Regions from separate parts of the Mus musculus genome. Here regions 2 and 3 are each linked to region 1. Evidence: chromatin loops called from intact Hi-C (ENCODE). Cell type or tissue: heart. All regions are shown on one strand.

What was found. Peaks named below come from ENCODE experiments on the same cell type or tissue, not always from the same donor. Only the 100,000 strongest peaks of a DNase experiment are listed, where the experiment ranks them.
Region 2: it touches region 1 in a loop (6-fold over the local background); 15 of 42 quality-filtered maps call a loop at or near these places.
Region 3: a loop joins it to region 1, with 6 times the contacts of the local background. A loop is called at or near these places in 23 of 42 quality-filtered maps.

The regions. Positions count from the first base shown.
Region 1 is chr6:49,515,351-49,523,350 of GRCm38, forward strand. No RefSeq gene overlaps it. Among named protein-coding and RNA genes, the nearest start is that of Gm31226, 110 kb to the right of the region's middle. In heart, CTCF peaks have their summits at 3,853 (motif pointing right) and 7,997; no DNase peak of the experiment used is centred here; H3K27me3 peaks cover 339 bases.
Region 2 is chr6:50,175,589-50,183,588 of GRCm38, forward strand. Mpp6 (membrane protein, palmitoylated 6 (MAGUK p55 subfamily member 6)) reads left to right here. Exons shown (of 13, transcript NM_019939.2): 7 at 2,801-2,932; 8 at 4,588-4,687; 9 at 5,003-5,071. Among named protein-coding and RNA genes, the nearest start is that of Mpp6, 69 kb to the left of the region's middle. In heart, a CTCF peak has its summit at 4,879 (motif pointing left); no DNase peak of the experiment used is centred here.
Region 3 is chr6:50,541,770-50,549,769 of GRCm38, forward strand. It overlaps Gm38806 (a long non-coding RNA gene), which reads left to right. Exons shown (of 3, transcript XR_869064.2): 3 at 967-1,209. Among named protein-coding and RNA genes, the nearest start is that of Gm38806, 5.0 kb to the left of the region's middle. In heart, a CTCF peak has its summit at 3,869 (motif pointing left); no DNase peak of the experiment used is centred here.

The DNA.
Region 1 (8,000 bases):
TGTTTTGTTTATTTTCTTCTTGGGATGACCTGTGTTTTGGTCAAAGTGTAATATTTAAGTCACCTACTCTTACTGTATTGGGATTGGTCTGAGTCTATCCATGTAGTATTTTATACAATTGGGGACATGTTTGGTACATTTACGTTGAGAATTGTCATGTCCTCTACATGCTGCTTCCCTAAAGAGCCTAGTGTGGCATTCTGTGCCTCTTGTGACTAATTTTAGTTTGGAGTTGGTCTTATCTCACTCCCCAGTTCCATTTCCTTTGAATCTTTATTTCACCCTTTCATCCTAAGATATCGTGATACTGAGGTTTTCTTCAGTATATGCTGCTGGAGGCAGAAACTAGATAGATCCTGCTTTTGACTCTAGTCTTCTATTCTGTGCCTTTTGACATGAGAATTAATATTCAGAGTAAATATTGAGTGGTGTCTATTAATTGTTATCATTTAATTGATTTTGTAGTATTTGTTTGGCTATTGTTCTATCATCTTTGTTTTGTTTTGTTTTTCTTCTCTATACCCTTTTAGGTATGTTTATTATTTTCCTGAGTTCAAAGAACTCCTTCCAGGACCTTCTATGGAACTGATAGTGGTTATAAATGCCTTTATCCCAGTCTTATCATGAAATGGTCTTTTTTTTCCCCCTTTCTCCACCAGTTATGACAGTTTTGCTGAGTGTAACAGTCTGGGTTGATAGTCTTCCAGAACATGAAATACTTCATCCCATGCTCTTTTGGCTTTTCAAATTTCTGTTATGAAACCATCTGTCCCTGGGTGGGCTGCCCTTATTTGTGACTTGTTTCTCTCTTGCAGCAGAACATTTTCTTTGTTTAGAATATATAGTGTTTTAAGCTTGAGTTGAGAAGTTTCTTTCTTGGTCTTATTTTGTGTTGTATGTGCTTCTTGGGTTGGATGAGCCCCCCTTTCCCTAGAATTGCTGCTTGTAATTGTAATGAAACTATTTTCCACATCTTTGACTTCTATGTCCACCATTTGAAGGTTTGTTCTTTGGATGGTTTCTTAAAGATCTTACATATTCCTTTTGTACTTTTAAAAAACCTTAACCATTGTTCACAACCAGCGTTCTTCTTCCTGTCCTTTTCCTTCAAGCCCGGTGCTCGCTCGGTCCTCCTCCCAAAGGCCCATGCTGTTAAGGAGGCTTCCCAGTGAGCTTTTGATTTGACCTTTTCTAATTCTTCATCAGTTCGTTTTTCCTTCAGTCCTCCTAGCTCTTCATTGAACTTATTTTCATTTCTTGTATTGACTTCACTTTTTAATTCAGCTGTTTGTGTTCTCATGGAATTCATTCGAAAGGTTTGCATCATTTGTTTTGAACTTTAAAAAAAAAAAATCATTCTTCTGAGTTGATCCAAAATTTCATCTAGTTCTCTCTCACTGAGAGTCATTACTTTTCTTTTTAATCTTTATTATATGTGTATGGGTGTTTTGCCTGCTTGTATGACTCTGGACCACATGTGTGTCTGGTGCCTCGATATATCAGAAGAGGACATCAGAGCCCTGGAAACTAGAGCTACAGAAGGTTGTGAACTGCCATGTGAATGCTGGGAATCAAGCCTAGGTCCCTTGCAAGAGCAGCTTGTGTCCTTAATCACAGAGCTATCTCTTTGGCCCCCAAGGTCAGTACTTTTTTAAGGGGGCATGTTCCTTACATTTTTTTTTGGGTTGAGGCTTTTACATGGGGGGGGGGTATGTAACTTTTCTTTTTTCATAGTCTATTTTTAATGATGGTTCGTAAATGCTTTAACCTCTCTTTTAGCCTACCACCCACCAGAGGTACTGGGAAAGAAAGGATATGGGGGAGGTGGACCTGTTTAGAAAGGATCTTTGGAGCAACTTCTATCTGTGTTGTCTGGGAATCAGCAGTTCAGTTCACAGGCTAGCAGGGGCAGCTCGATCCACTGGCTAACACTTCGCAAATACACCAACAGTCCAATTTGGTAGTCAGGATAGCAAACACAAATCAGCAGTAGCTGGCATTACCTAGCAGAGATGGTCAGCAGAAGGGACTAGGAGGGACAGCAGGAGACGTTCTTGGCTGTGCCTCTCAACAAAGTGAAGATCAGCAAAGATGCAAGACCAATAATCATTGCACAGCTAGCTCTATAAGCAAGCCCAGCTCAGCATCCATCACTGTCTACAGAGTTCTATTTACACCCTCCAAACATCATGAGTCCTCCACAGGTCTTGCCTCAGCATATGAATCTGTCTCAGCTGACATCACCCTGCCTATCAGCCCAAGTCTGCAGAAGCAGCACAAAACTGCAGCAAACCACCAGAAGCTTTTTGGTTTGTTTCTCTCTATGAAGTCCTGACAAATGCAGCTCAGCTATGCAATGTAAGACAGACCAATACATGCGTGTCATTAGCAAAGAATCCATCATCACATGTCCTTTCACATGCTTGCTTTAGCAGAGCATCCTTTCTCCTGTGTCTGTTTCAGCTAAATGTTTCTTTATGAGCCTGCCTTAGTCTTTCACATGTGCCCACTTCAGGAAAACACTCCTTCATGTGTTTGACCTAGCAAAATACCATCCAACACACTGACTCTCCAAACAACCCTTAAGTTTCCATTTCATATACATATAGCATTCAGAATGACAAGGCTGTCATAGGGTTGAGGTTCCATTTTCCTCTTAGACTGATGCTCCAGGCAGAGGCTCTATCCTTGCTCTCCTTTGAGAGCAGAATGCTATGAAACCGCAGTCACTGTCCAGGAGTAAGTAGAACTCCGTGGAGAAGAGAGTAGGAGTCAATTGCAGAACAATTGCTCCTTAAGTGCTTGCCACTGCAGTGAGGAAGGGGGCATTGATAACACCGTATACACTGATGTTAGTAATTGTGAGTGCGAACACAAATAGATGTGTGAGACTGGTGATTAGTGTTGGGATGATAAAGCAGAAGAGATGATCTGTGGAGAGAGCAGGGGGGACTGGACTGAAGGCATATGGAAAGAGAGAGGTAAAGATGTTTGAGCATACAATGTAGCAAAAGATCCTAAACTGGCTTACCAAAAGGAATATTAAATGACTTCCAGACTCTCATGTTTCCTCCAACTTTCTAGAACCTGCTCTCTTCCTTGGAGTCCCCTTCCCCACCCCCCCCACCCCCACTCTGTGTCTTCCCTAGTTCAAGTCACCAGTGCTGTCCTGGTGGATGGGCGGGGTTTCATAGGCAGTCTCAGGTGTTGGTCACACTCTGTGACTTCCTTCAAGGTTTGGGTTGCTGCTGGTCCTCTGGAGATGCCAATGTCTTGCTTGCTGTATGGAGACCCTGTGAAAGCCACTTTCTAAAGTTTGATACCCAATCAGGTTTTCAAGGTACAGATCTGATTTAGAATTTCTTTGCTGCCTTCTCACAAGATCTGTTTGTCAGGCTTCAGTGCACAGAGTCCATGAATTTTGGTCTGCTTTCCCAGGAGTGCTCACGGAGGCTGCCAAGATGCTCTACAGAAATCTTTTTGAAATTCTGTCTTGTGTCTGCTCTATTGCTTGCCAATGCTGAGGTCCTGCGGCCAAGCAGAGAAGATTCCCCCTCCACCCCCCACACCCCCACTCCCAACCTCCACCCCAGGCTTCTGCTATTGCCAGTGTTGCCCTGGGTATCATGTTATCCCCCTCCGTTTTTTGGACTGTTTTTCTCATAGCTCCTCTAAGCTCTCTCCAGATTACTCCCTAGAGCAGGACATCCATGCTTCAGTTGTAATTTGAGAGATTTTTGATTAACAGAATTTTTGTTTTGTTTGCTTTGTTTGCTTGGTTGGTTTTGGTTTATTTGGTTTGTTTCTTTTTTTGCTTTTTGAGATGTAGAATGGATTTGTGTGAGGTTGCCGATGGTCACCAGGTGTCGCTCTAACCCCGTGGTATCTGAGCCCGGCCCAGGCCCAGGAAGTTGAAGCAGTGGGTGTTTGAGTGAGAACAGATTTGATTTGTTTGTTGGAGGAGGACGAGGAGCGTAAACACATCCTTCATTAATATCTAAAGGAATACATAACCAAGCACTGTGCCTGGGAAGACTCTCTAAGGACTTATGTATTGGTTATCTGTTTCATTTATTGCCCAAAATTCTCTACCACAGTTCCTGACTTGAACGTGACTTTCTTACTCAACAGTAGCCAGGTCAAAAGGTTGGTCTGCAGTATGCATATGTAAGGAGCTGTTTGGAATGCTATTAAGAACTTTCAGGAGGATTTAAGATAGTTATGGACATTCAGACTTTCTGTACACTCAAAACTCATTGCAAGTAAATTTTTTTTGGTGTGATTTTATGATAAATTCTCCATCTCTGTAAGTGTAACTGTGTTGAGATATTGAGCCTGCCATTGGACACGCAAACTTTATATGCCCCAGTACAGGGGAACGCCAGGGCCAAAAAGTGGGAATGGGTGGGTAGGGGAGTGTGGGGGAGGGTATGGGGGACTTTTGGGATAGCATTGGAAATGTAAATGAGGAAAATACCTAATAAAAAAAAAGATATTGAGCTTGTGTGTAAGAAGGCATTCAGTAACTTTTTTGAATGAATAAGTGGGAAGATTAATTTGAGCCTTTGACCAAAGGCTAATTTGTAATAGTCAAGTCCCCTTAAGAATAAACTTGTTCCCATCTTTATTCTTTTAATAATTATACCATCAAATGTTTAAGAATAGGCTTTAGACTTACTGTTTACTTGTGAAAAATAGTTTTTATTTTTAAATTTTCATATATGTGCATTGTATTTAAACCATTCCCTTCCTCATAAACCTCTCTTAATTATTATTTTTGCTTATTTATACATGAATAAGTAAACACATAAGTGCAACCTGCTGAGTTCTTTCACTGTTGTCTGCATATATATGATTTTAGGGCTGACTGCCTGGTATTAGATAACAAATTAAGGTGCTCAACCTTGAAGAAGACTAATTCTCCCTCTTTGACCAGTCATTAATTGCCTGTAGCTCGTCATCTAGGGATGGGGCCCAGAGGGATGGCCCCATCCATCTTGTCATGTCAGTATTGCAACTGGTACTAGCCAAGTTTAGGTCTTGTTTAGGCAACTGGATTGTGTGGATTTTATGGGCACAGCTTTTCTGTGCACATAGATCACACATGTATATCTCCTGTGACATACAGTCTTTCACTCCCTTTGTTGTAGTGTTCCCTGAACCCTGGTACATGTTGCACATGTACCAGTTGGGGGCAGGTATACCACAGTCAGTAGTTCTCTGTGTTTTGAACAATTGTGGCTTTCTCTAATGGTTTGCATCTATGGCAAAAAGAAGCTTCCTTGATGAGGAATGAGAGCTACCCTCATGGACCAGAGCACAGGATGTGTAACCTGGGCGAGCAAGGCTGGATGCTGAGAGTGGAGCAGGTGGGACTCACCAAATTGGGCCAAGGTGAACAGGATGTTAAAGATAAGCAGTGTTTAAAGGAGGTACAATCTACCCAGTTAAAATCTATTTTATTAAAAAAATAAGTTTTTTAAAATTTTTCCCTTAAAAAAGTTTATATTAGAATACCACCATCTCTCAATTTTCCTTACTTATAGGAAAATAAAATAATAGAAAACAATCCAATAGTATAGTCAGTTAATAAGACGGCCTATTAGAATAACTGTGTGTGTGTGTGTGTGTGTGTGTGTGTGTGTGTGTGTGTGTGTGTGTGTCTCAGGAGGGATGTCCAATTTTAAGTATTTTTAAAGGAGAAGTGTTTGCTAGTGTGTATGTGAAAATGGATTTTCCATAGCAGTTCACAGGGAAAATGTAGGCATGAATTTTTTTGCAACATTCTTTTTTATTTCATTTTTTTTTTTCATTTTTTCTTTTCTTTTTTTCCCTTTTTTAGATATTTTCTTCATTTACATTTCAAATGCTATCCCCAAAGCCCCCTATACCACCCCCCACCCTGCTCCCCAACCTACCCACTCCCACTTCCTGACCCTGGCATTCCCCTGTACTGGGGCATATGATCTTCACAAGACCAAGGGCCTCTCTTCCCATTGATGGCCGACTAGGCCATCCTCTGCTACATATGCAGCTAGAGACACAAGCTCTGGAGGTACTGGTTAGTTCATATTGTTGTTCCTCCTATAGGGTTGCCGACCCCTTTAGCTCCTTGGGTACTTTCTCTAGCTCCTTCTTTAGGGGCCCTGTGTTCCATCCAATAGATGACCGTGAGCATCCACTTCTGTATTTGCCAGGCACTGGCATAGCCTCACAAAAAATAGCTATATCAGGGTCCTTTTTAGGGTCCTTGCTGGCATATGCAATAGTGTCTGGGTTTGGTGGTTATATATGGAATGGATCCCTGGGTGGGGGCAGTATCTGGATGGTCCTTTCTTCTGTCTCAGCTCCAAACTTTTACTCTGTAACTCCTTCTATGGGCATTTTGTTCCCCATTCTAAGAAGGAACGAAGTATCCACATTTTGATCTTCCTTTTTCTTGAGTTTCATGTGTTTTGTAAATTGTATTTTGGGTAGTCTAAGTTTCTGGGCTACTATCCACTTACAGTGAGTGCATATTATGTGAGTTCTTTTGTGACTGGGTTACCTCACTCAGGATGATATTCTCCAGATGCATTCATTTGCCTAGGAATTTCATAAATTCATTGTTTTTAATTGCTGAGTAGCACTCCATTGTGTAAATGTACCACATTTTCTGTATCCATTTCTTTGTTGAGGGACATCTGGGTTCTTTCCAGCTTCTGGCTATTATAAATAAGTCTGCTATGAACATAGTGGAACATGTGTCCTTATTACATGTTGGAACATCTTCTGGGTATATGCCCAGGAGAGGTATTGCTGGATATTCCTGTAGTACTATGTCCAATTTTCTGAGGAACCGCCAGACTGATTTCCAGAGTGGTTGTACCAGCTTGCAGTCCCACCAGAAATGGAGGAGTGTTCCTCTTTCTCCACATTCTTGCCAGCAACTGCTGTACCTGAATTTTTGATCTTGGCCATTCTGACTGGTGTGAGGTGGAATCTCAGGGTTGTTTTGATTTCCATTTCTCTGATGTAATCATTTCCATTACATCAGGATGTTGAACATTTTTTTTTCAGGTGCTTCTCAGCCATTTGGTATTCCTCAGTTGAGAATTCTTTGCTTAGCTCTGTGCCCCATTTTTAATAGGGTTATTTGTTTTTCTGGAGTCCATCTTCTTGAGTTCTTTGTATATATTGGATATTAGTCCCCTGCAACATTCTTTTAATAAGGGTTCAACCTCTCCTCTAGCCCACCACCCAGCAGAGGTAGTGGAAGAAAAAGTTATTAGGAAAGTGGGTAATTGGACCTATTCAGCAGTAGTTCTTTGGGGACAAGCTGGATTTTCTTTGGTAGCAGTTCAGTCCTGTTGAGTCATGACTCAGCAGCTGCAGACCAGTTGTCTAGGTAGGCAGACACCAGGCATGAACCAGCAGCTGCAGTCCAATCCTTTCAGCAAGCAAGCACCAGGCAGCTCAAGTTCAACCTGAACAAACTGCCAGGCTTTCCAACCAGCCTAGGGTGAGGCTGCAGAGGCAACAAGCTGCTGCAGGAACCTCACGAGCAGTTCTTGGGAGAGTTTCTCTCAATGGTAGCATTATCACAGGTTAAGCTCAACAATACAATGTAAGGCAAACCAATTCATGTGGGTCGTTATCAAAGAATAGCAAGGCACAGCAAACCAAGCCAAAGCTCAGGGCTCATCCCCCACTGTCCGTGGGGTCATATTTGTACACCTTCATCAAGAGTCCTTTCATGTGTCTGCTATATCCAAACATCCTTTTACCTGTCTGCTTCAGGAAAACAGCCTTTCATGTGTCTGCTTTAGCAAGACATCCTTTCACCTGTGTGCCTCAGCAAAACATTATTTGACATAAACTGAACTTTCCAAAGAGCTAGACATTTCCACTTCATGAAAGTTCTTGGGATTTGGGCACAAGGTGAAGAAATCTCTTTCCCAAGTAGTTTGGTGTTAGAGAGTACAAGTGGTGGAGACAAGAACAAACACTGGGGGCCTCTG
Region 2 (8,000 bases), 660 kb after region 1:
CTCTGTAGACCAAGTTGGCCGAGAACTCGGAAATCCACCTGCCTCTGCCTCCCAAGTGCTGGGATTAAAGGCGTGAGCTATCACTGTCCAGCTGAAATTCCCTTCTTGTCATTGGCGTATGGACTGGTGTATCATCATTATGCAGTTCTTGTTTAGGCAATTCATCATTGGTAAACAGACTGCTCTGAATCTTTTCAGTTACTGGTTACTAGTAGTTCAGAAGTTACTAGTATTGTATATGAATCACTTCACATGTGCTCGAGTACTATAACTGCTGAATCCATTCCCAGAAGTGGATCACTAGGTCAGAGGGTTTATGTGTTTGTGATCTTGGTAATTATTGCCAAATTGTCCTCACAAGAGGTTGGAGCAGTCTTCCACAAGCCTGTTAGGAAAATCCCTATTAGCCAATATCCTGTCTGGGTTTCTGTAAATTAGTTAGGTAGGTAGGTAGGTAGGTAGTTGGTTAGTTAATATGAAGAAGATGTTATCCTAGTAGTGTTTTAATTTTCATTTCTACTCACAATAGTTTGAACACCTATGTTTAAAAGCTGTTTGTACTTCACTTTGTCTACTGTCTATTTTAAGTCGTTGGTTATTCAGTTTTTCTTTAATGGTGAGGATACAGAATTGAAATATTTTAAGTGTTTTTTAGTAACTTAAGATTGATAAATTGGCCTCCATAAACTATTTTTGTACTGCAGTTCATAAAATACAGCAAGTCAACTCTTCAATGATTTTAAAGATTTTATAAAACTCCTAGGTCAAGTGCTAGGCTAATTGATTTTTCAGACCAATTTTACCAAAGTTTAATGTGAGTTTTTTGAGAACAAGGTTAATGTTCCAAAAGTCATTTAATGGGCCAAAGAATTATTCGTTTTCGTAATCCTTTTATATCTGAGTTGGATGTTGTATCTCCTAACAGGGTAACTAATATTTGAAATTTGGAAGACACTTGTAACTTTACAAAGTATTCTTCACAATCAAGAGTGGCGAACACCCTTGCGTAGGTGGCATAGGCTTTTTTTTCAGTGGGCCTTTCTCCAGAAGTCAGGAACATACTGCTACCTTTATAACTACTCATACAGTCTCTCCTGTCTCGTGCCAAATGCCCGTGACTTTTTGCTTGCATTATTTATAATTTACAGGCATTATAACAATTACTTAGGGAGGAAGTTGCTTTACCAATGAGTGAAGTGATACAATGAGCCAGTAGGTTACTTAGATTTTGTTAAGTTATAAGTTAAAACTCTGGCTTTATTTATGCAATTGAAAAATATATTTTTAGAGTTACGTCAATATGGAGAGGCACCCAGCCCACGTCCGTCAGGTATGATACCATGTGAAAACATTCTCTGGTATTCCCATTGTTCTGTCTTAGCAGTCAACTAAATTTACCTTGATTAAACTTTATCACCTTGAGTTGTACATTGCCTGAGCCTTGAGCTGCATGCCAAACTCAAGTTAGCTACCTGTCACAGTTTAGCAGTCTTAATATTGTGTGCATGCTTGCTTTGTAGATGCTTCTAAATTTATGTGTCAGGAAAAAGTGGCTTCCTGGTTTGTGTAGCATTGATTCTCAGACTTTGCAAAGTTGTTGCAAATGGCCTACAGCTTCTATCAAGATCACATAAAAATATCTTCCTATGCATCTCTCACACTGGGTGGTTTTTTAAGCATGCTAATAATATAGTGTATGTACTTGTACTATTTGAAAATTGTATTTGTTTCTAGTTGAAGTTTGATACACATAGAAAAATAACATTGTTAGTTTGACTAATTGTATATTTTCTGCTTATTAAAGTTTATCTGCTGATTAATACTAAGGCTTTTCTGTAGAAGATTAATTTGAATTTCTATAAATATGTATGAAGTATGTCTATTTTAAGAAAACAGTTAATCTAAACTTGCCATCAAATATTAAAAATGATTAATTAGAATTCAAATTAAAGTAAATAAGCAGTATGTTATAAGCACTGAAGATCTTAAATAACAGTATAACTGGCATACCTTTATTAGGAAATCAAATTTAAGAGAAACCTGTATGTTTGAATTTAAATTGGAAAATAGTTAGGACCTTCCTAGTGTTTTGTCTCATTCGTAATTTAATCTTAATTTAAACTTAAACATATAAATCACAGTAAGGTGATCCAGAAAGTATTTTCCTTATTTGTTTTAGCCAGTGTAACTGTCTGATTAAAATGTCCTACAGAGGTTACGTTCTTGATGTTTTAAGGTTGCCAGGTCTTACCTCAAGTTGACCGCTGTTTAATGTTGCTTTCAAGGTGTCTGAACAATGTCGGTCCTGATCTACTGGAAGTACATGCCTCACACTGCATAAGTTATCTCAGGGTTATAACTGAAAATGACATTTATTTAAATTAAAAATGATGCAGTGTTTGTTGGGAAATCAAGTGAAAAGATTGAGAGGGGAGCCGGGTAGAATGCAGTGATTATTGCACACTTCCTGCTTGAGGTTAGCTGTTGAGGGGGTGGGTGATACAGCTCATGGGGGAGCACGCACCTACTGGCATGCAAAGCCCTGGGGTTAAACCCCACACCGCAGAAGAAAGAAACAGGAGTTTTTAAAATGAACAAAATTTTAATGTAGCAAAATGTTGATTTTTCTGCTATACCAAATCATTATATTAATATTCTAATAAATTATTCTTTATTTAGAAGAATAAGTTTCTTTCCTGAACTACTTAGTGTCATTTACAATTAAATCACAGTGGTTTGGTTTCAATATCCAGTGCTTAGTGATACACATATAGTCTTTTTCATTGTGCTGTGTTTTTAGGTATTTGTCAAGTGTCATTTTGATTATAATCCATTCAATGATAACCTGATACCCTGCAAAGAAGCAGGACTAAAATTTTCCAAAGGAGAAATTCTTCAGATTGTAAACAGAGAAGACCCAAATTGGTGGCAGGTTAGTATGATTCTCAAAAAATTCCTCAAATACTTTTCTGTTTTCAATCTTTGATCTGCCCAGTATCTAAAAGTGCAGGAAGCATTTGTTCCCATGATTTTTCTTGCATGAACAACTTCTGCTTTACGTCTGCCAGCTTTGTGGACAGAAGACCAAATTGAGAGAGAATTTGTTTGTGTAAATAAGAGCAGGCATAACCTGCCTGTGGCATGTCACCCGGTTTAAGAATTAGGTGAAACAATTCTTTCCCAAGGTAGTCACCTTCAAATGTGTTTTAAGGCAAGAAGAACTTTGTACTCATTGTCAGGGTTTCTTGAGGTTTACATAAGTTGACACAGTACTCAAAGTTGAAGAAAATGACAAGAAACAAAGAATCTTTTCAATTCTCAGAGCTGATTCTGGCCTCACTAGAGAACAGGGTAAAAGAAGAAAGCCTCCAGGACCCAGTACCAAGCATAAACTTAGCTGTGACTGGTAACTGCTGTTAACAGCGATGAGTTAAATGACTTCTACAGAGAGATGATGTAGAGGATGAGAGCAGCCTAGGCACAGTGTGCTGGTGTGTCAATGAAGACATTTTTATCAGTGAGTACACCATGGTGAGATAGCTAGGACGTGAGCTCAGTAAACAGTTGATGAATGCAAGAGGTCACTGAAACACTTGTAGGCTTTAAAACTGTCTAATCGCTTCCTGTGGCTGATCATGGGCCGTCCAGGTGCTCTCTAGTTTACTTTCTGTAAATGCTCTTAGCTTTCTAATCCTCTCACTGGCATTTGAGTCTCCTTCTTCATTTTGATAGTCTTATTTAATTCCAGTTTTCAGGATTATTAAAAACTGATAAACAGGTGTTTTATTCCACTTATAAGAAGAAAGACAATAACATTGTGATGTGAATCATTGTCATTTAAAAATATCCACTTTTGTGGGGTTAGAGAGCAGCTGGTTAAGAGGCCTGCCCTCACTGCTCCTGTGGAGGACCCACAGAGCCAGCACTCATGGTGGCTGCTCGCATTCTCCGGGACTCCAGCTCTTCTTCTGGCCCTGGGCACCTTCACCCATATGCACACACACACACATAGACCCAAAAACACTCGAGTAAAACATTTTTGAACTACTTCCTTTGATTTTAAAGTTTTTATTTTTTATACTAGATAAAGTTTTACTTATTTTAAATTCTTCACCTTGGGATATTCAGATTCTTGTTAGCATGAATTAAAATTTATGCTTTGTATTCCCAGTACTGGAAATTCTTTTGATTTAGACTCAGGAAATAACATCCTAGGACTGAGGTCAGTAGAAATGGTTTATAAAGTCCTTCCTTAACACTCCTTTATATAAAATAGCGTTCTCTTTCTGCTCTTTGACTATCACACACATTTCCTGTCCTTGCTCACTCCCGCCCCCAACCTCTAAAGAAAACATTGTAGTATTTGAGGAGCCTCTACATTGTTGTTAATGGGAGTCTCAACATGTCATTACCAGTGGACATACATGAGTCTTAGATACAAATTGCTTTCTTTGTTTAAATGCTTTAACACAGTTCCATGGATTGAAAGAGTGTTTTCCATAGGAAATTAACTTCAACTGACCAGCACTTGGACTTACTAAAATATTGTGTAAAACTTTGGTCACTGATAAATTCATTTGATTCTAGGCTAGCCATGTGAAAGAGGGAGGAAGTGCTGGTCTGATTCCAAGCCAGTTCCTGGAAGAGAAGAGAAAGGCATTTGTTCGCCGAGACTGGGACAATTCAGGTGAAGAACTTCTCACAAGTAACAGGCAGGGAGGGGCTGGGCTTACCTTTTGCCTCTGGTTTTGTTTTGTTTTGTTTTTTCTGAAATCACAAATGAATTTATTTGAAATACATGGAGAATTAATTTTTCCTGCTCATCTGCTTTTTTCCTCTCTAATTTTTATGCTTTTCTGCCACCTACTGGTAGTGTATCAAAATCCAGTGACAAATTCACCCCTCCTAGGAAGGGCAATTCTCTTACCTCCTCACAAAACAACTGGGCAACTTACGGTTGAGTCTCAATGTGTCGTCTAAATTAAGTCTTGTCATCCTCCAGGACCCTTTTGTGGAACTATAAGCAACAAGAAAAAGAAAAAGATGATGTACCTCACAACCAGGAATGCAGGTACGTGTAAAATCCCTTTGGAAGCTCTAAATATATAGCCTTATCATTAGTTACCATGTTTTAATCTCTGAATATGAAATTTAAAATGAATTTAATTTATATTAGTGCCAATTACTGGATCTCATGTGAATACATGATAAAATATAGGTCTCAGTTGGTGACTATGAGTTGCAGCAGGCAGAAGTTGTTAGGGATTGAGCTTGCACTAGTGCAGAAGGAATGTATGGACAGTACTGACGTAGAGGATCCCACCATGGTAACATGCTTCTGAGGGGCAGAGTGCCTTTGTGGAGATGTTAGCATTAGGATGAAGGCGAGCTAGCTTCCATAAGGTCAGGTTCATTTTGAGGAAATGACACTGGGCTAGGTAACTCATTTAATCCAGTGGCATCTTTTAAGGGTCTTTCTCAACTCTTAGGGTTTTACTTGGGGGGGGGGGGAGGAAGGGGAAGAAGGGGAGAGAGATTAAGAAGAGAGAGGTATTGACATTCTTTCCATATATTTAAGTTGGCCTGGGATTCACTAGTTAATACAGGATGGCCTCAAACACTTAATTATCTTATTATTCTATACTTAAGTTAGTAGCCCAGCCTGGCCCCAAACTCTAAGTCCTTCTGCCTCTCCCTAAATCTTTCATCTTAAAGAAAGGAATATCTTTTAAAGAAAATGTAATGATAATCACAAGAAGTCACAGTTGTGTTTATTAGCTTCATTAGAAGATCATTTTACAGTTAAACACATTAAATCATCAAGATGTATACTTTAAGGACATACAATTCTTATTTGTCATTTTTGCTTCAAAAGCTGAAAAAATATTTTTAAAAAATCAAGTCTAAGTATGTATAAGGTGCTGGGTTCAATCCCCAGCACTAGAAAGAAAAGTGAAGTTAAAAACACTGTCAGACCAGTTGAGTGTATTACAAATTTAAAACAAAAACACAAAACAAATGGAAAAAAAAAAAACCTTTACCCTAACTAGCCATGAGAGGAATGTAGATTAAAGCTACACTGAGATTCTATCTTACCCCATACAGAACAGACTTCATTAAGAAAAATCATATTCTGTCAGGATCCTGGACAAAAAAAGAATGCTTTTGGCCTGACAGTAGGAAGTAAACTAGTCCAGCCATTATAGAAGTCAGCCTAAGAGGAGAGTTACCCACATTACACCACTGTCCCCACTCCTGAGCACACCACAGGAATATTGCGTGTCTTTATCACTGCACCACAGTTCAGGAGAGCGAAGGAAGTTCTGTAATTAATCTAAGTGGCCATCAACAGGAGAAATAAAATATGGTCTATATGTACCACAGAATGAAGTTATTTCTTTTGCAGAAAAAAAGATAATCATGTTTAACAAACTTAACCAATCTTAGAAACACAAACTTGTTTTTGCCCACTTATGGACCCTAGATTTTGTAGAGATACACAAAATCACGTATGTACAGTTGACATTAAAGGAGATGGGAAATCATGTAGGGAAGAAAGAGGAGGAGGAAGGCAAGGGATAAAAGGGAAAGGGTAGCCGGGCACGGGAAAGTGTGTGCAAGTGCATTGTGTGTCTGCAGGTAAGTGGCCTTCTGTGACCTGGTATAATAAAAACAGGTAAAAAGGAATGTGGAAACTATCAGGTTTATTTTTCTTGACTTCAAACTACCTCTGTGCTTAGTAATAACACAGTATTAAAAAAAGGACTTGTTGCCATGATAATGTAAGGATGAAGTGTTCTTACTGCAGGTTGAGTAGGGCAGTAAGGCTGGGTGGTGTGTTTCAGAATCACTCTGGTTTTATCATTCATTAACTATAGGAAACTGTATATCATTAAAACTTTTAGCTCGTTTTTGTAACTTTTTCCTTGACTTGACTTATAATTTGAGGCTATAGCCTACTGAAAATACTTTTTTATCTAGCATTTTATTTTATGTATACATTTCAGAATCTCCGTACTTAGACGTGAGTGTGCTGATGCTAGAGGTGGCCTACTCTGCCTATACAAGTCCAGTAGCCAAGCAGGTGTCCTGTGCCCTGTACTTCATATAAACTTTTTGTGTAAATCACATGAACTATAATTTGATTGATATAAACTGTAAGATCATTATTTTTACTGATAAGTTGCTAATAAGACGCCTTTAGTCCACAGGTTCTCAACCGTTGGGGTCGTGACCCCTTGTGGGTTGACTGACTCTTTTAAATAAGAGTGTCTTACTCAGGGTTTCTATTCCTGCACAAACATCATGATCAAGAATCAAGTTGGGGAGGAAAGGATTTATTCTGCTTACACTTCCACATTGCTGTTCATCACCAAAGGAAGCTAGGACTGGAACTCAAGCAGGTCAAGATGCAGGAAATGATGCAGAGGCCATGGAGGGATGTTTCTTACTGGCTTGCTTCCCCTGGCTTACTCAGCTTGCTTTCTTATAAAACCCAGGACTACCAGCCCAGGGAGGGCACCACCCACAATTGGCCCTCCCACTCTTGATCACTGAGAAAATGCCTTACAGCTGAATCTCATGGAGGAATTTCCTCAAGGGAGGCTCTTTTCTCTGTGATAACTCCCGCTTGTGTCAAGTTGACACACAAAACTAGCCAATACAAAGAAGTTACCTAAGAACATTGGAAAACACAGATATTTACATTACAATTCATATCAGTAGCAAATATACAGTTATGAAATTGTAATGGAAATACCTTTATGGTTGAGGGTCACCACAACATGAGTAACTGTATTAAAGGGTTCACAGCATTAGGAAGGTTGAGTACCTCTGCTTTAACGTAGAGAGTATTGATAAATGTGCATAAAACGCTGGGATTTTGTAGCTCAGTAAATGAGTATCTGAGGGCAAACGATTGGGGACAAGCATTTAAAGTAAGGTATAAGATAATGTCTGTACCCTACAAAATTTGTAGAAACAAGCCTATGTCATACGTG
Region 3 (8,000 bases), 1.0 Mb after region 1:
TCCGGGATGAGTTGGGGTACAAGAGGGAAAGAAGAGTGTGACGTAAGTCTATTTACTCAAAATATGTTTTTAAATGTTAACACATTCAGACAAATTGAAATTACGTATCTTTTCTCATCGTAATGCAATAATACTTAAATCAAAGAGAAAGAAAGAAAGAAAGAAAGAAAGAAAGAAAGAAAGAAAGAAAGAAAGAAAGGAGGAAAGGAAGGAAGGAAGGAAGGAAGAAAGAAAGAAAGAAAGAAAGAAAGAAAGAAAGAAAGAAAGAAAGAAAGGAAGGAAGGAAGGAAGGAAAAAGAAAACAAGTAAAAAAAAAAAAAAAAAAAAAAGAACTAGAAAGCAGACCCGTTACCCAATCAGTCTGTTGGAATCTTGCTCTTGCCTTGCCAACACCCAGATGCACAAGCAATCACAATCTCTGTTGTTTCTAAGGACAAACTAAGCGTTTTGCTTGTTTGAGAGCAGAAGGCCCAGGATATGGCTCCATCTCAACATCTTTTGTCTAGAGGTTCCTGGCTGACAGATGTGTTCTTGATCATTTTGAACATATCAGCCCACTGTCTCTAGATCCTGGGCTTTGGTGAGAAGTCGCAGGCCTGATGGGGGACATAGATGGAGGATGTCATCTTCCTCTCAGCCCCATGGATCAGATATTTTGTCACAGCTATGCATGTAGTCAGGAGCTACCATCCGTTAGTACCCGTCAATCTCAGTTTAAAGAAAACGTAATTAATGCTTTGAGTGTAGACATGAATTATTACAAAATTATCATAAAGGCTGGGGTCCAAGTGAAAAGCAAAACACTGTCTATGTACTAGGCAGAGAATCCTGCTGGCCCCGTCTCAGGGGCAGGAACCATGTCATTCTACCCCTACCAGGGCTATGCTGAACTAGGCACAATGTGAACAGTCACTCTCTGTTTCCTGGCTTTGGACACCATGTGACCAGCCATTTCCTGCTTCCTAGCTGTGGACACCATGTGACCAGCCACTTCCTGCTTCCTAGCTATGGACACCATGTGACCAGTCACTTTCTGCTTCCTGGCTGTGGACACCATATGACCAGCCACTTCCTGCTGCCTCTCCCATTTCTTCTTTGTTTTGATGCACTGTATCTCCTGTCCTGGTTAACTCAAGTAACCCTTTCCTTAAGTTGCTCTTGTGGGATTTTTGTTACGAAAATAAAACACTCTTCTTTTGTGAAACAGAATAACATCTGATTGTATGTGTAACAGGTTTCACTTATCCATCTGTTGAGCAATATTTTAAAGCATTTAGAAGAATGCTCCTGTGCTATGAACGACACTTGGTAATAGTTATAAAGAAAAATTAAAAAAAATAAAATACACCAATCACATCTCTCCACTTCTTTTCTATGTTTATTTGCATTTCTTGTTAATGTGGTTAGATACTTTAAAATTATTTTAAGGACACATACTTTCATCTTTCTTTCCTCCATATTTTAACCAAATTTTTTAGGAAGGAAGGAAGGGAGGATGGAAGGATGGACAAACTGGGTCGTGCAGAGTTGTCGTCCAAGCACTGGGGGAGTGGAGGCCAGATGATTCAGTTCACGACCATTCTCAGCTATATCAGAAGTTCATGGCCAACCTGGAAAACATAAGATGTTATTTCAAAAAAAAGAAAAGAAAGGAGTATGCATACTGCCTGAGCCATGTTTTATGATAGTCTTTTAATTATACAAACTTATAAAGATTAAAGAAGCAGAAAAGCGAATATCTCCATCACCTGGGGACCACACTATCAGCTTGGTCAGCCTTGCATCCTGTCTTCTCCCATGTAACCCTGGTTCTGCCCCTAGCTTACTCTACTAAAATCCTGACACCATGTGGCTTAATCTGTAATCATTTCATTGTAACACCTAAGGCAATCAAACATTCTTAATACCATCAAGTATTCAGTCCCTGCTTCAATTTCCCGAATTGCCTTGTACATTTTTACGTTTGTTTGAATTAAGATGCAGACCAAATCAATACATTGCAATTGGCTGATGCCGTTCTAAGTCTTCCAACTGTGACTCGTCTGCATTTTGCTTTTGCTCACAGTGTTTTAAGGGAGTGAGCCATTTGTCTAGAACAGCTTTCTATAGTTTGCATTTTGCTCATTACATCTTTAAGAATGACTTCTTGTGTTCCTCTGACCCCAGTATTCCCTGCAAACTCCAGGTTGCATCTGGAGGCTCTGTCCTAGAATATAGCTAGTAGCCATTATTTTAAAATATTGCAGATACCTTGATTGGAGTTTATTGAGACTTGTGTTGGGCTTCTACAGAACTCACATCTGGCCTATTTTTCTTTAAGCCACTGACCCGTGATGATTTGCTATAGCAGTGACAGAAAAGGAACAGTGAGTGTCATGTTGATCCTTTCAACTTAGTTTCCAGCCTGGCATCCTGCTTCTGCTGCGAGAAGGTGTTCAAGTCTATCCACCGGAACACTCTTAGGTTTTCCTGCTGGAGCATACTCTCTTGAATGTAGCCAGAGGTTTCTCTGGTTACAACTTCTGGTGCTTGTCATGTTTCTCTCTGCAGTATGTAACACTAGGATTGCTGTCTTCCCTAGACAGTGGTGTGGTATCGGATACACCTGTCCCTCTTGAGACTTTCTAGGCCCGTAAGGCTGTCCCTCAAACCTTCTTTCTCTATGCTGACCTCATCTGATGGTTAACACTCACTGTCAAGTTGACACGATCTTGAGCCACTGAAGAGACAAGATCCTAGGTGAGTCTGTGATTCCGTGAGGATGGGGTTGACCAAGGAGGGAAGACCCACCCTAGATGTGTGTGCCATTCTACCAGGGGTTGGGGAAAGCAAGGTGAGTGCCCCCATCCATCGCTGCTTCCTGACTCCAGGTACCATGCAAGCAACTGGCCCCCCACCCCGCCGCTGCTGGAATATACTGTGCCCTCAAACTGTAAACCCCACCTTCCTTAAGATGCTTTTGTCAGGTGTCCTGTCATAGCAACTAGAAGAGTACTAATGTTCTATTCTTAGTGAGTACATCCATGTCAAAGTTCTCCTTGCCAGTGGGTCCTAACCCAGCATCTTCATCTCTGATCCTTCCTGTGTAACAAATCAGGCCTGTCTGTCCTTCATTGCCAGTGTCCACTCCTACAAACAACCCCCGTCTCAAACTCATGGCAAAACCCTAATTTCCATTGTTCCCCAGCTCTACCCTTTTCATTTTAATGCCTTCTCCAGATAACGATGTAAAATCTGAATGGTATGTAACACTCCTCTGTCTAATAACTTTCCTAAAATAAGAACTGTAGCTACCACCATGTGTTTATTTATCCGATTTTCTTCTTTATTGTACCACAAAAAAACAGAATTATTAGTTAGACCCCCCCCCCCCCCCAATGCTCCTTGACATTGACACAGACAGCCCCGCCCCCGTGAGAAGCTGAGGAATCATGGGAGTGAGCTTTGTGAGTCTGGAACCAGCTGGGGAGTTAGAAGGGTTAGCGATGTCCAGCTCAGACAGCGTGTGTCCTACAGAATTATAACACTTGAAATCTTCGCCAAAGCCCCTTCCTCTTAAGCTGTTGGGAGGTTTCACCAGAAAAAAGTTGCTTTTGCAACTCTTCTTTCAGATCCTCATACCTGACAAAACTTCTGGGTTTTGTTTTTAGGTATATAATTCCTCATTCTATGGACGGGCAAGCCTTTGAGACCCATAAAATTAACTGAGATGACAGTTACTACACAAGGGGTGGAGATTACAGTGTGAAGCAATCTGTTGGTTCAGCACGTGCAACGTTTAAGAAATGCCTTTTAAGTAATGTGTCTAGTGTGTTCATAGGCAGCCAGTGAATCATGTGAGCCTAGCGCCCTCTTGTGTTCACTAGGAGGCCAAGCACAGGGGCTTTCTATGACTTCCAAGGGATTTTTGTTTTGTTTTGAGATTTCAATTTTCATTTTATTAGTTTTTTTTTTTAATCAGTTACTTTGCAAAGACATCGTAGAGCATTAAGTCAAACACGTCTGTCAGTCTTCACCCCGTGTGACCACAGAGAACCAAGCACTGTTACTGTTACCGGAAGGGTGGGGATTTGGCCTCTAGTTTCCAAAGGTTACTGTCACCCTCAGAATCACGTGTTCAGATATCCAGCTTCCGGGTGACAAACCCACAAAATTCTCTTTTTTCTTTAACCTTACTCTCTCCAACACTTGACCTTTCTTTGTTTATTCCTTCTGGAGTGCCCAGGTCCTTATGCATTATGATAATGGTCTAAGGTTAAATATACTTTATAGATTTCCAAGGAGGACCGAATGTCTCTGGATTCCACAGACACCTGCAACCATGTGCAGCCCCCTGCTCCCGTGCAACTCACACACATAATGTAAAAAATAAAATACACCTTTAAAAATATGCTGCTGGAGAAGACCTACAGAGTCAACTAACCTGGGACCATGTGGACTCACAGAGACTGTCACTAGCCAGGGAGCAGGCAGGGGCTTGGCCTAGACCATCCCACACATTCGTAGCAAATGTTCAGCTTGGTCTTCATATGGGCCCCCTAACAAGTGCAGTGGGGGGAGTCTCCGTCTCTGTTCCCTGCCATTGGATCCCCTTCCCCTACCTGGGCTGCCCCGTTGGGCCTCATTGGGAGAGGATGTGCCTAGTCCTGCTGGGACTGGATGTCCCAGGGTAGAGTGGTACCCAAGGGGGGCTCCCCATCTCTGAGGAAAGGGGTAAGAAGCAATGGGGGGAGGGATTTGTAAGAGTGAGACTGAAAAGAGAGGAGGGGAGCTGTGATTGGGATATAAAGTGAATAAAAAATAAATTATTATAAAATATATGTTATGGATGTTGATGGCTTATGTAACCAGAGAGAACCCAGTTAGTCACTTGCCTTAGACAAAATAGGCACTGCAGGAGGCAGTGGACAAGAGGTAGGCACAGATTTTACTCTTATGTGTTCCCCAAGTGATATGTGTCCTCCACGAAGCTGGGAATGACTCATCGGAGATGGGTCCAAAATCCATGGACACCAACATCAGCCTTAAGCCTCTGTGCCCATACTCTACAAACCTGGCCACTATTTACCTTCTCAAGCTCTGATTTCCAAGCTGTAAAACAGTACCAATACCTAACTGGTAGGGCTGTTAGGAGGACTAAGTGAGATAACCTGTGTGAAGTATGCAGTGTACTGGCTTGCTTAGAATCTATGGAAAGATATAAGGCAAATATAGCACACACAGGCCGAATCAGGATGGCACGAGTCACTTGGTTACGTAAAGGTGTGGCCCTGGAAGACTCTGAGAGGAGGGAGAACACATTCTGGTGAGCCATCATCTAAAACCAAACTTCCACAGTTCTAACCACCACTGGGAAACAAACAAAGGGAGGGTTTTCAGTCAAAGGCAGGGAACCAACTGTGAGGAAAGAGAGAATCACAACTTCCACAGTCTCACAATGGCTGACAACAAAACAACAGGGCATTTATGCCTTTGCTCAATGTTAAGTCCCGAATAAGTACCCAGGATTTGCTGAACAGGATTCGAGATCATACACAGTCATACAAGATCATACACGGTCATACAACTCTTCCGATTCTCCCTTCAGATAGCGGGAATCACCACCAGTAGCTGGAACCTCCAGGAAAGCTTTTGTTGATTATGTCACTCAGAAGGCCCCAAAACTCCATGGGCTGCTGCTTAGGAGAGAGTGCCCGAGAGTCCTAGCCAAGGGAAGTGGGCCATAGGCTGGTTTTGAGAAAGAGTTTGCTATTGATTAGAACAGGTATGAGGACCTTGCTACCTATGAAGCAATTTGGTTCAAAATCCCCTTCCTGATTGCAAGCTTGTACAACCACTCTGGAAATCAATCTGGCGGTTCCTCAGAAAATTGGACATAGTACTACCGGAAGATCCAGCAATATCTCTTCTGGGCATATATCCAGAAGATGCCCCAACCAGTAAGAAGGACACATGCTCCACTATGTTCATAGCAGCCTTATTTATAATAGCCAGAAGCTGGAAAGAACCCAGATGCCCCTCAACAGAGGAATGGATACAGAAAATGTGGTACATTTACACAATGGAGTACTACTCAGCTATTAAAAAGAATGAATTTATGAAATTCCTAGCCAAATGGATGGACCTGGAGGGCATCATCCTGAGTGAGGTAACCCAATCACAAAGGAACTCTCACAACATGTACTCACTGATAAGTGGATATTAGCCCAGAAACTTAGGATACCCAAGATATAAGAGACAATTTGCTAAACACATTAAACTAAAGAGAACGAAGACCACAGTATGGACACTTTGCCCCTTCTTAGAATAGGAAACAAAACACCCATGGAAGGAGTTACAGAGACAAAATTTGGAAGTGTAACGAAAGGATGGACCATCTAGTGATTGCCATATCCAGAGATCCGTCCCATGATCAGCTTCCAAACGCTGACACCATTAGCAGGATTTTGCTGAAAGGACCCAGATATAGCTGTCTCTTGTGAGACTATGCCAGGGCCTAGCAAACACAGAAGTGGATGCTCACAGTCAGCTATTGACTGGACCACAGGGCTCCCAATGGAGGAACTAGAGAAAGCACCCAAGGAACTAAAGGGAACTGCAACCCTATAGGTGGAACAACAATATGAACTAAGCAGTACCCCGGAGCTCTTGTCTCTAGCTGCATATGTATCAAAAGATGGCCTAGCCGGCCATCACTGGAAAGAGAGGCCCATTGGACTTGCAAACTTTATATGCCCCAGTACAGGGGAATGCCAGGGCCAAAAAGGGGGAGTGGGTGGGTAGGGGAGTGGGGGTGGTGGGTATGGGGGACTTTTGGTATAGCATTGGAAATGTAAATGAGCTAAATACCTAATAAAAAATGGAAAAAAATCCCCGTCCTGTCAGGGAGAGATAAGATCAAAAGGATTTCCTACCTTTGAATGGTAGAGAAGTCTGCTAGTCAACAGCAGATAAAGAGAAGACCAAAAATAAAATAAAATAAAATAAAATAAAATAAAATAAAATAAAATAAAATAACACTAAAGGAGGAATCAGGCTAGCGGCAGCATAAGAAATTAAGGAGCCAGCAATTTGTTCAGACTTTAATCTGTTCTCTAAAGCTTCCTTAAAGTATGAACAGGGCTGTTCTTGGTAAGACTCCATTTCTTGGGGTAATATAAGATCACTGCTTCATATAATTCATTAAGATGAATTAACCAGCTTTGGGAGTAAAAAATAAAGAAAAAAATCTCCACAGCCACAGAACTAAACTGAAGTGGAAATTTCTGGTTTCTTTGGAAACTCAGTTGGGTCATGTGATGAAGCTGTCTTCTGAGAGGGTGTTTTGCTGAAGCAGACACGTGAGAGGGTGCGTGAAGTTTGGGAAGAGTATAAGTGGAATCCCACAGAGTCTGAGAGGGCGCTTTTGCATTGAGAAGATGTGCAGCACTTTTCTGCTCTTCACTTCCTAGAGAGAAATGCGCCCAAGAATTTCTCGTGGTATTCCAGCTGATTCTTGCTGCTGCTGCTGCTGACTCATCCCAATTAACTAGAAGGGAGGTTGAAGCATGAGAGAACCCTAAATAAAGCAGAGTTGGTCTGGAGAAAATAGGCTTAGAGAAAAATCTAAGCCTACACTGGACTGTAGTTGGGAAGAAAATGCAGATTGGTTGGTGGGGCAGTTATTAGTTTCTTACTGCTAAGCAGGTATCAGGTGTTTGACTATGAAGAGAAGCAGAACACACGCTGAGTCCTCTGAGACTCCACCAGGAGCAGTAAGTGGAAGGGCTTTATAGTGAGGTGTGTGTGTGTGTATGTGTGTGTCTGTGTGTATGTGTGTGTGTGTGTGTGTGTGTGTGTGTGTGTGTGTAGGGGCCATCCAGTGAGGGTCGTGGAGGGAAGGGACTGAAGATGGTTCCAACACCCAGTGGTTCATTCAGAGGCAAAAACATCTGGCCCACTGTTTCCACCCATGCAGAAGCAGCTCAGCCAATGTAATTCATGGCTACTCTCCACTCTCT